Regions from separate parts of the Homo sapiens genome. Here region 1 is linked to region 2. The links are chromatin contacts, found by Hi-C or POLR2A ChIA-PET in ENCODE. All regions are on one chromosome and are shown on one strand. The core of a region is the stretch at or near the end of the contact, and the rest is flanking DNA. Distances in the headings are between cores, read along the strand shown.

Region 1 (6,440 bases), core at 2,524-5,023, 70 kb after region 2:
CATTTAACTCTTGGGGGAAAAAAAAGCTTCTGTTTTTTAATAAAAAAGAAAAAAAAGTCTCATTTACTTAGGCCACGAAATCTGAAATACATTGTAAGGGATCTTCATGGACAGATCAGAGCAATAGATATTTAGGTAGTTCCATATAACTACTTACCATAATTACTTGAACCTACTTGATGGATAGATCTATAAAACATTTCTACTATGTAGACTCAAATATTTACAAAGGGAAGTGAATCTCTGGGTATTCAAGAAGAAAAGGAGAAAGAGTAGGAGAGAGTAAGGGGAGGAGGAAAGGGAAGAAGAGAAGGATGTTTAATTGCCTAAAAGGACCGTTCCCTCCCCAATTATAACAGCATTTTGCCATGTACAATTCCATCATAGGCTCTGGGTGCTTTAGAAGTCTATTTAGATTAAGAAACAATTACGCTTAGTTTGGAGTTTTGTTCAATATGTTTCAAATTCTGAGACCACTAGGACTATTCCACATGAATGGCTTATATCAAGGACCTATTTGTAGACAAAAAAGTAAAAGGATTTGTGAATATATCAAAATGTCTATGAGTATAAAAGCTTAGACCAAGTGGAGTCATATGAAGACCTAAGAAAAGGATTTTAAAAGTCTCAAATGGGGCGGGGTGTGGTGGCTCATGCCTGTAATCCCAGCACTTTGGGAGGCCAAGGCAGGCGGATCACGAGGTCAGGAGATCGAGACCATCCTGGCTAACACGGTGAAACCCCGTCTCTACTAAAAATACAAAAAATTAGCCCAGCGTGGTGGCGGGCACCTGTAGTCCCAGCTACTTGTGAGGCTGAGGCAGGAGAGTGGCGTGAACCTGGGAGGTGGAGGTTGCAGTGAGCCAATATCATGCCACCACACTCCAGCCTGAGCGACAGAGAGAGACTCCATCTCAAAAAAAAAAAGTCTCTAATGGAAGTATAGTACCATGAAGGCCTCATGTTAATCACACACAGGAGGAAAAAGAGTCTATTTTCTACCATTGTGGATGAAGTAGAAAAAATCATGTAAGAATTGATTATGTTTCGGCCGGGCATGGTGGCTCGCGCCTGTAATCCCAGCACTTTGGGAGGCCGAGGCAGGCGCATCATGAGGTCAGGAGATCAAGACTATCCTGGCTAACACGGTGAAACCCTGTCTCTACTAAAAATACAAAAAAAAAAAAAAAAAAAAAAAATTAGCCGGGGGTGGTGGCGGGCGCCTGTAGTCCCAGCTACTCAGGAGGCTGAGGCAGGAGAATGGTGTGAACCCGGGAGGTGGAGATTGCAGCGAGCCGAGATCTCACCACTGCACTCCAGCCTGGGTGACAGAGCAAGACTCCATCTCAAAAAAAAAAAAAAAAAATTGATTATGTTTCAGCAGTTTTATTGGAGTAACCAAGTCTACATGAAAGGCAAAGCATGGTCACCAGTTATGGAATCCCAGGTAGGATCAGGAATGCGTTAGGAAAGTGCTAATTGCTTCAATATAATTCTTCAAAGCCTGCAAAAATCAGGGATTAGGAGAATGAAGGTTAGTAAAGCTTGCTTTGGGTAAAGATGTGATGTGAAAGAAAAGCCATAGAGATAGGATCCATTAAGTAACTATGCTGTGTTCCAGATGAAATTTTTTTTTTTTTTTGAAACGGATTTTCGCTCTTGTCACCCAGGCTGGAGTGCAATGGCACGATCTTGGCTCACTGCAACCTCCACCTCCCGGGTTCAAGCGATTCTCCTGTCCTTAGCCTCCCGAGTAGCTGGGATTACAGGCACATGCCACCACGCCTGGCTAATTTTGTATTTTTGGTAGAGACAGGGTTTCACCACGTTGGCCAGGCTGGTCTCGAATTGCTGACCTCAGGTGATCTATCCGCCTCGGCCTCCCAAAGTGCTCAGATTACAGGTATGAGCCATCACGTCTAGCCTCAGATGATATTTTTTACCTATAGAATGTGAGCTCCCAAAGGAAACACCTAGTAAAGTTTTGAACACAGTAACAAGGCAATAAATATGTTGAAAAAAAGGAATCTAAATTGCCTTTTAAAATCATTTATGAATGACAGCACAGCAATTGCAAATGTAACATATCAGGCTACAATAATATAACCAAGCCTCCATATATTCATTTAATCAACAAATACCTATTGAATACCTTATAGATGCCAGGCTGTGTTTTAGGCACTGGGCATTCAGACATATGCAAAACAGAAAAAGTTGCTGACTTCATGGTGTTTACACATCAGTGACAAAGGCACAGCATATCTGGACAATTACCTGAATTAATATGTTTAACATTCTCTAAAGAACAGATATTTTAATGATTTTTCAAATAATTGCACCATGAATACACCAATTGACTAGGTATTTCACTTCCTTAAGAATTGCTGGCTCTGGAAAAGAATGCAACAAGTCCTATCAGATTATGCCTTAAAAATGTGCAAAATGTTTGTTGTCAGATCTGGCTGTACATTTATTAAGCTGTATTCATAATTAACAAATTTTATTTAGTTTTTTTAGATATAAGTCAGCCGGCAAGCTGCTAGGAGCAAGCCTTTACAAAAAAAAGTAAAAGAAAAACATAGTATCCTTTCTCTTGAGGCACTTATATTCTAATGCAAGAAGTCGCAAGTCACAGAGAAATACACTTAAACACAAATGACCAAACATGAACATACTTACTAATTCAAATGCAAAATACATATATGGTGTAGAAACGGAAATGAATCTGTAACATACTTTGGAATGAGTGAATCAGTGCAGGTCAGCCATGCATGAAAATATTTAGCCTACCCAAGGATCTATTTGTTAAATGTTTTCAAAAAATTCAGTGCGGTTATTCTCAATAATATGAGTGCAAAAACACATTTTAAACAGAAATCTTTCTCCTTTCTAATCTACTGTATTAGTGAGTGCTCTCACAGGAAATAGATGGTGCACTTGACTTAGGATAATTCATGAAGGGGTTAAGGACTAATTATCCAGGTGTAAATAGGGTGTGGGGGAATCTCCAGGGATACAGCGGGAACCCAGGGCTAACTACAGAGATGCTGTCAGCATCCCTAGGCCTGAAGGACTGAGGGAGGGAGAGGTTTCTGGAACTGAGGAGAGAGAGTCCTGTGGGGCAGGCTGCCTTGAAAGGAAGCATGGGCCTTCTGACCAGCAGGGACAAAAGGGTGTAGGTGCACTTGGAGGGGCAAATGGAAGACATGTGACATGCACCACATATACTATTGCCCACCCAAGTTAATTAAATAGTCATTCAATATTTATTGAGCACCTACTACGCGCCAACCCCTGTACTATGGAAGGACGCTAAAAGAAGAGTAGGTCATTGTGTCTGCCCTCAATAATTCAGAGCCTAGCGTAGATGACAGACTTACAAACAGACTAAGTAATGTGCATTGATTCAGGCAAGTTCTGTAACAGAAATTTGCAAAAGTGTTGTGAAAACAAAGAGGGTTGAGAAAGAGCTATCCTTTGGAAAGGGACATTACTAGGGAATTGCTGACACACAGCCTTTACCAGTAAGATCAGGTTAATTGTATTCAAGATAATAAAGAGGTCACTGATTTATGGGCCTATAATTCTGATATATTTACATAGATAAAAGCATATGCATTAAGAGGTCTCACCAAAGACTCCAAGAGTTTTTGTTTTTGTTTTTTTAAACCACAATTTATATCAGAAATAGCGCATTGCAGTCACATTATGTTGAAGGAATCTGCTTAAGTTCATACAGCCACTTAGTAGCAGAGAGAGAGGACAAGGACTCAGGTTTCCTGGCTTTCTGCCAAGGTGAATCTTGAAGGTGTAACATGTTTTCGATGTAATTTTAGGTGCACCTAAATTAAATTAGTTGCCTTTCTCCTCTCATCATTGCTCTACTACATTTCATTTCTCTTTATCCTTCATTCTTATTACATTGATCGGAGGGCCTCTTGAAATTGGCATCAGTGAACTTCTTAAGAATCGAAAGCTCAGAGTCCTATATCTGTTGCTTAGCAGTAAATTTCAGTAATGTGTTTTTCACTTTACTTTGTGGTAGCCTGTACTTTCCTGGCGTAATTTCTTTTCATATAATGTGTGAATTTTACAGTATGATGTCAACATGGTGAAATGCATAACCATATGGTTGCCACATAATTGAATGCTCCAGTCTGTTAATTGTGCTTTGAGCAATTACTGTAGTGACCTAATTGTTGCCATTCCTTGTTTTGTTAGTAACAATTATTCAGTCTACTTGAATGCAGCAAACTTACCAATATATTCATTTACTCATTTCTACAAGACTGTGAGTGAACTCCCAGGGACCATCCCCGGGCCTTAACATGATGCCTGGTATATTGCAGATGCTCTATACTTGTTTAATCATCCAACATGCATTTAGCATCATGCATTTAGCATCTAATGTCTAACACATTTCAGGCACTGCACTTGGGGTACAAATATAAATATGACATAGTCACTGCCTTCAAGAGGCTCGGGCTAAGTTTAATTCAATTTTACTGTTTTTTAGGCAGACCAGTACTGTGTGGTAAAACAGCAGGCTTGTGAAGGGACACCTTCAAACATGATAATGAGAGCAGTTGTATGATTCATGTTGCTTAAACTAGAGCCTATGTAGCTCACAGGCTGAATTGACTTGGCAAGCAAAATAATTGCTCTTGCAGTAGCCCAAATGTCGCTGCTTCTGATGAGCTGCCTTCTGCTCTTCTAACTGATGGGACTGATGGCTGGAGGTTGCCTGGCCATCGGAACCCTTTTCTTTTCTTTCCTCTCAAAGGTCAAAGATGTGTCTTCCTTCATCCATCCCTACCTTCTTTGTTGCTCCTTTGGAAAGATTCCCGTCTGGCTTACAGCTAATACAGTTGAGCATTGAGGTTTGTTTCTGCACTTTGTTTTCAAACTTTCAGGTGTTTTGCTCATGTTGTCCATGCAAATTTTTACACGTTTAAGAAGAAACAAAGTTTACTTTTGTGCCTAAGGAAAAACTGATGTCTTTGGTAAAAATGATGCCTTATATGAACTTTCTGGTTCTAAAAGCTTTCTTAATTTCAGTTTTGATTGACTCTTTTTTTTTTTTAATTATTGAGAAGGTTAAGCAATAGAAGTTTTTATGTGTTATCTAGAAATAATTCCTTGATCTTTTCAAAATGCTTTGTGAACATGGAAAATAAGTATAGCTTATATGTTATCAAAAATGAGTTTCTTTATGCAACATGAATATTTGGGGTGAGTATCAGTAATACAAGAGAAAGTAAACAATTCTGCTGAAAAGTGTTTATAATTGCAGAGATATTGAAATTGCCGGATAGGCGGGTGCGGTGGCTCATGCCTGTAATCCCAGCACTTTGGGAGGCCGAGGCGGGCAGATCACGAAGTCAGGAGTTTGAGACCAGCCTGACCAACATGGTAAAACCCTATCTCTACTAAAAATATAAAACAAAATTAGCCAGGCATGGTTGTGTACCTGTAATCCTAGCCACTCAGGAGCCTGAGGCAGGAGAATCGCTTGAACCCAGGAGGCGGAGGTTGCAGTGAGCCGAGATTGTACGACTGCACTGCAGCCTGGGTGAAAGAGCGAGACTCCATCTCAAAAAAATAGAAATTGCCAGAATGGCTGCCAGTGAGTAAAGGTTCATCAGGAAACCCATTTCATTTTGTGCTTTTCAGACCTAAAGTAAAAGAGTACAGATGTTTTCTTCTTTTATTCTTGTCTGCAAAGTCCACACATAAAGTCAACTATGTGAGAAAATAAAAGCTGCTTTGGTTATGGATTTTGGAGCAGCCCTGCAACTCCATATTATTATTTATCAAATACTTTGGAAATTTCTGGAAAAATAGAGGTATGAAAAGGAGCACCGGGAAAACAAATGGTTTTAGAAGAATCTTTTAAAAATATCATGTTTGGTAAATAAAAAACAAAAGTTATATAGACCACGATGAAGTGTTACCAGCATAAAAAAGGGGCAGGGAAATATCATCGCCCAACCTCCTGCAAAAACGCAGTAAATTTAAACCATAACATTCTTTCAAGGTAACTTAAGGAAAGATGTTAAGTCTGCTTCCCTTTTTGTTTTCATACAAGAGATTTAGTCTGCCCTCTATAAAAGGACTTGTTTTCTTGTAACTGCACCAGTTAGACTTCTCTATTGTAATCTGGAAATCTATGGCTTTGGGGTCCTCCAAGCATAGCTTTTTGTTGTGTGCTCTTTCTGCTGGGCAACACTGTGCTGCAAAGGATGTCATTTTAATTATTCACTGGCCCATCTTTTAAGCCTCTTAAAGGTTATAGGGCAAATTCTGTCTAAACACTCAGTAAAAGTCAAGGTAAGGTACCATCTTAGATCCAATTCCCCAAATTAGTTGGTAAATTGTGGTCTCTTTAATGATATTGCTTCATCCTTCAATGAAGTTGATTATAAACAAATTGCAGCCAG
Region 2 (6,098 bases), core at 2,442-4,941:
CTGAGAACTACCTCAAAATAAACACTATTTAAGATGTATGTTGGGAGAATGGGTAAAATATCAGCAGGGTCCAGGGTAGAAATAAAAAGATACTCCAGACATTCCTGGGAAAGAGAACAGCATACATAAAGGCAAAGAATGACAAAAGGCTTAATCCACCTAGAAGACATAACAATTATAAATATATATGCACCTGAAAACAGAGCTTAAAAACATGTGAAAAAATCACAGAATTGAAGGGAGAAATAATAAAAATAAAAATAGTTTGAGATTTCAAAACCCTACTTTCAATAATGCACAGAACAACTAGACATAAGATAAACAAGGGAAAACAAAGCTTCTACAACACTATAAACCAAGTAGAGCTGACATATATAGAACATATACTTAACAACAACTTGTTGTACACTTGAGAAAATAATATATGCTTTTCTCAAGTGTACATGAAACATTCTCCAGGATAAACTACATACTTACAATTGCGTTTATATGAAATACCAAGAATAGGCAAACTGATAGATTCAGAAAGTATATTAGTAGTTACAGGAATCCATGAAAACAGGAATATGAGGAGTGACTGCTAAGGGACGTGGAGTTTCTTTATAGGGTGATAGAAGTGTTCTAGAATTAGATAGTGGTGATGGTTGCACAACTTTAAAAATTGCCTGGGTGTGGTGGCTCATGCCTGTAATCCCAGCACTTTGAGAGGCTAAGGCAAGTGGATAACTTGAGGTCAGGCATTCGAGACCAGCCTGGCCAACATGGTGAAACACCGTCTCTACTAAAAATACAAAAATTAGCCAGGCATGGTGGCACACTCCTGTAATCCCAGCTACTTGGGAGGCTGAGGTAGGAGAATCTCTTGAACCCAGGAGGTAGAGGTTGCAGTGAGCCGAGACTGTGCTATTGCACTCCAGCCTGGGCAACAGAGTGAGACTCTGTCTCAAAAAATAAAAATATACTAAAAAGCCAATGAATTGTACATTTTAAGGTAAAAATTTCCTAGTGGGCAAGGATCACATCTGTCTTGCACAGAAATAGAATACATAGCTCATGGTGTGTGCACGTACATATTTTGTTCTCACCCATGTCACGTGCAGAAAAAGATCTCCAAAAAGTTAGCCTATGAGCAGGAAATTAGGAAAAAATGAATATGCAAAATGAGGTGAGGCATTTGTTGCAGTACCTTTTACCCTTTAATTCATTTATTCAACAAATAAGTTATTAAGGACCTATTGTGTGCCAGGCCTGCAAGGTAGTAAGGATTCAGCAGTGAACAAGACAGACAATAGTTTGCCAGAGTGCATGCCCTAGTAAGTCTAATTACCTCAGAACTAACCACATTTAGATTTTAGATATCAAGTACAAACTGGCAAAGATAGTTATTTTTGCATTTATAAAGTTATAGAGTAATTCTTTGATTTACATACTCTGAAGAAACAATATGTGAATGACAACAGAAAGGTCAGCATGACAGTAACAAGAAAGTAGAACTCAAAAATAGGAATCTGTTCATGTGTGTTTGCCTTGTTCACAGACAGATATGAGTCATTCTGCAAACATAAACCTATAGTGGAGATGGATATAGCGTGTTCTTAGCGTTCTGACAACAGCCATGACAATATTTCTACCAAATACTGTAGCTCTGATTCCATATCTAACAAGTAACTTACCTTGTAATTTGTCCTCTCTACCTGTAGGAAAGGATTAATTCATCAGTGTATTTGGGTGTTCTGGACTGCTGTATGTTACAGTTCTCATTGTAAAAGTCCAAGTGGTATTTGGGCTTATATATTAGTCTCTTCTGAGTTTGGCAATGTGAGCTATTTCTGAAAGTTTGATAACATTTATATTAAATTCTGTAACATGATGACCATGCCCAACATACTGCTACTTTCTGATGCTTATGGATACAATATTAGAGTAAAAATTAAAATATGTCTACTTAAGTGTTACATCTCATTCAATAATATATAGTGAGTGCCTTCTTCATTGCATGATATCTACAAGGAGATATGTGGATACAGAATGTGTAAGAGAAAACATCGCCCTCAAGTAGGCTTTCCTGGATAAAGATATTTCTTGATAACTTTTATCCAAGGTACTTAAATTTCAAACATAATGAACACATTGAAAAGGAACCATTAAAAGAAATCATTCTATTAATATAAAATAAATATATTCCTGTGTCAGTGTTCTGCAACCTATATTCTGATTTCAATTTTTGTTGAATGCCATTTGGGAGAATGTAGATCGGTAAGCAAAGTAAAATATATTACATTTTCTTATCATTTTTTATTAGTCATTATTATCATTTTCTTATCGATTTTAAAATTTCGCAAGCACCCAGATCTGCTATTTTTCAGCCATTTACATGTCTTCATGCATGGGAGTGGTAGCCCGTATACAGTCATTACACACCTGGATTATTTTCCCTATGAAAGACCTGTGTGAACATTCAGCCTTCTCTTGGTCAATCGACTTGGCAGAAAAACAGTTTAAGAAAATAAAAATATTAAAATATGGAATATTAATTGAAATATATTTTATGTTTTTAAGAAACATATTTGTACTTCAGATGAGGAGTATGAGAATACAATAGAAACCTTTAAAGGCTGTGTATATTACCAGATAAGAATGGTTTATAGGCCAGGCATGGGGGCTCATGCCTATAATCCCAGCACTTTGGGAGGCTGAGGCAGGCAGATTGCTTGAGCCCAGGAGTTTGAGACCAACCTGGGCAACATGGTGAAACCCTGTCTCTACAAAAAATACAAAAATTAGCTGGGCGTGATGGCATGTGCCTCTAGTCCCAGCTACTCAAGAGGCTGAGGTGGGAGTATCACTTGAGCCCAGGAGGCAGAGGTTGCAGTAAGCTGAGATCATGCCACTGCACTCCAGCCTGAGCAACGGAGCAAGACCCTGCCTCATTGAAAAGAAAAAAAAAAGAAAACAGAAAAAAGAAAGAAAGAACAGTTTATAATTAGACATTGCTGACAATTATTCTTTGTAGTTGTTTAGTGCTTTATAGCTCATAAGGTCTTTGTAATGGTTCTCTAAGACTTCTTTACATTCTATTAGTCTCTGAATATGACTTACTGAAGATTATACAGCTAAGTGGCAGGACACAGGACTCTATTTTTTCCTTTAAAGTCCTTATTACAAAATAAATACAAACTACTTTGTTTACTTGTTTACTGTGTTTCTCACCTATTGTGTTACTCACCACTACTAAAGTTCCAGGTAAGCAGGCACCACACCTGCTTTATTCCTCATTGTACCCCAATGCCTGGAATAGTCCTTGCACATAATACATTTTTGATGCATTTTTAATGAATTAAGGCAAGATATCAAATGTCTCTGATTCTAGTGCTTTCCTCCTTATACAACATTAGTGAGTACTTCAGGATTCTGGGATTATTTATTTGTTTAGAAGATCATGCTTCCCATATATTTGAAGGCAGTCAAACTCTTGTTCAAATACTATACTGAAATAAAAAGAGTCAAAGAAGTTTTGCTGTATGTAAATTAGTCTATACTTCTTTCCTTCAAATTCTATTCAACATGTCCAGCTACTTGATACATAGAAATTTTATAATAATATTCTCTACTTTTACTTACCACATTGTGGTAAAAAGTAAGTGGCATGTTTCAACTAATCCAGCCAGTATTGCTTTTATTTCCTCAAGCTAAGAGGGGTAAACAGAAATGGTTACCATGGAAAGTCATAAATACCACTGACTGCTATTTCCTCATTTGCTACTCTATCATGTATTAGGAGAATAAACCAAACTCTCCTTCTAAAAGTCGAGTTGCAGGCATGTGTAGGGCATTACATCCAGAGCTTCTGCAGTTCATTAGATTGCCCAGCTATAGCAGAAGTAGGGATGATAATAACAGTGGACACATATTGAGCATTTACCCAATGCCTGGTATTGCACTAGCAACATGCTATGGTTTGAATGTGCCCCACAAAGTTCATGTGTTGGAAACTTAATCCCCAAAGCAAGTGTTGAGAGGTGAAACCATTAAGAGGTGATTAGGCACAGTCCTCATGAATGAGTTAATGCTGTTATTGTGAGAGTGAGTTAGTTATCATGGGCGTGGGTTCCTAATAAAATAATAACTTTGTCTCTGTTCCCCCTTTATCTCTTGCCTTTCCATCTTCTACCACGGTATGACACAGCAAGATGGCACCTTACAAGATGCCAGCCCCTTGGACTTCCCAGTCTCCAAAACTGTGAGAAATAAATCTTCATTCTTAATAAATTACCCAGTCTCAGGTATTCTGTTATAGCAACACAAAACGGACTAAGACAATACATTATCTCATTTCATCCTCACACCAGGCCTATCAGTTAGGCCTGATATTTCTTCTTATTATTACACTTTTACAGAGGAAGAAGCTGATACTTAGAGATGTTAAGTTTTTAAAGTTCACTCAGCTAGTAGGTGGCAGAAGAGAGGTCCCAATCCAAGGCTTTTTTTTTTTTTTTTTAAACCGTGGTAATGATTTTATAGTATTTTTGTGCTGGAAATAGATAACTGAATGAAACAAAACTGAATAATTACTTACAGTAAAGGTCAGCTTTTTCTTACAATTTGTGTAGCTTTATTTCCTAAAAATTGGCATTTTTTTCCTATCTTTAGAGGAGTGATTCTTCTGGCTCGCTGCTCAAGGCTGCATTCTTAATTCCTAATAGTGACATACATCTCTGAACCTGGGAGGTGGAGGTTGCAGTGAGCCAAGATCATGCCACTACACTCCAGCCTGGGCAACAGAGTGAGACACCATCTCAAAAAAAAAAAAAAAAATTATATTGAAATTAACTGTGGACTCCTTGCACCCAGCTAAGAGCTTGGGACACAGTAGATACTTAATAGATTTTTGTTGAAATGAATTAATTTTGAACTAAACTTTAGTAACTAATCCCATTAAGTGAAAACCAGCATGGCACCAAGCCGACCTGCACTGAGGTGCCAGTGAACTCAATTATACGTGATATGTAAACACATCTAGGAATCAACGTTTTGATCTAGAGTATGAAGAAATCCAAGACTATAGGTAGACATAAATTATTTGAAGAAGTCCAGGTTATATCTAAATATAAATCTATACAGTAAGTCACAATTATCTAAACTTTTCCCACTTACCATCAGTTTTCTCCTCTTCCTTTTTTTTCTTTGCAGAATGAGCCGCATAATTGCTTCAATTTGCCACTTCCCTCTGACAGATGTAGTTATATGTATATATGTAATACATACACACATACATACATATGAGTTGAAGTCAATTAAGATAACAACTGACAAGAAATTAAATATTTAAAGATGTTGTTGATTATGTAGTTATCACAAATGTCTATTTAGCATCCCATATTGGAAAGAAAACCCCACCATGATTATCTCATGTTGGCAGTCTTCCCCCACCCCCCAAACTACAACTGCTACATAGTTACTTAGAGCCTTAATTCACAGTTGTTTATTTCCTGCTTTCACATCCAAAGTTGGGGAAAACAGACCATGGTGAATTTCAAATTTCAGAGCTAATAGCATACTTCTAGTATGGTAGGTATTTATTTAACTTTAATATGAGAAGTTAGGCATCTGTTTTTCTTTCAGCTGATGACACAGTTCATTTTCTCCTCAATAATAAAGAAATTTCAAAATGCATGAAAGCCCACTTTTTGCTTCATTTCCTGTAAATAACTTTACACTTACTTCAAAGCTGACCTTTCACTTAGATCAAAATCCCTGTTACTAAGACCTTGCAGAGAAGAGAACTGAATCAATAGGATGAACATTAAAATAATTGTATCTTGCTTTATTTACTGTACCCTGAACATCTTTGAGGGGTTATAATTTCTGGGGATGCCCTGAGCACTTTGAGTGAAGTATCTGCCAAAAATCACATCTGACTAGTGCCTTGTTATTTTTTTCCACTGTTGTTTTTTAAAAAATGCCATCAGGGAAGCTTAACTACAACAATTCTCTTTCAGTGTCGTCAATTTTCCATGAGTTCAGGCAGGCCACCAAACAGATCTCAAATACACAGAAAACTGTAAGTGGAAACCGGGTTAAAAGGGAAGGAAATGTTG

Evidence for each region. Hi-C counts contacts between places; a loop is a spot of excess contacts on that map. ChIA-PET counts read pairs that join two places held with the same protein, here RNA polymerase II (POLR2A).
Region 1: a map of CD8-positive, alpha-beta T cell shows a loop between it and region 2 (2.8-fold over the local background). The contact joins two enhancer-like sites. A Hi-C loop is called at or near these places in 4 of 168 maps with a recorded cell type or tissue (CD8-positive, alpha-beta T cell, Caco-2 and PC-3). POLR2A ChIA-PET finds 5 or more read pairs at or near these places in 7 of 52 experiments (A673, Panc1, activated CD4-positive, alpha-beta T cell and 4 more).

Annotation. Positions count from the first base shown.
Region 1 is chr11:96,201,003-96,207,442 of GRCh38, forward strand. The region is part of intron 1 of MAML2 (mastermind like transcriptional coactivator 2); the gene reads right to left. Among named protein-coding and RNA genes, the nearest start is that of MIR1260B, 140 kb to the right of the region's middle. Within about 2 kb of position 3,774, at least 3 of the 41 ENCODE cell types and tissues checked have a DNase peak (open chromatin) inside an H3K27ac peak, as active enhancers do.
Region 2 is chr11:96,131,065-96,137,162 of GRCh38, forward strand. The region is part of intron 1 of MAML2 (mastermind like transcriptional coactivator 2); the gene reads right to left. Among named protein-coding and RNA genes, the nearest start is that of MIR1260B, 210 kb to the right of the region's middle. Within about 2 kb of position 3,692, at least 3 of the 41 ENCODE cell types and tissues checked have a DNase peak (open chromatin) inside an H3K27ac peak, as active enhancers do.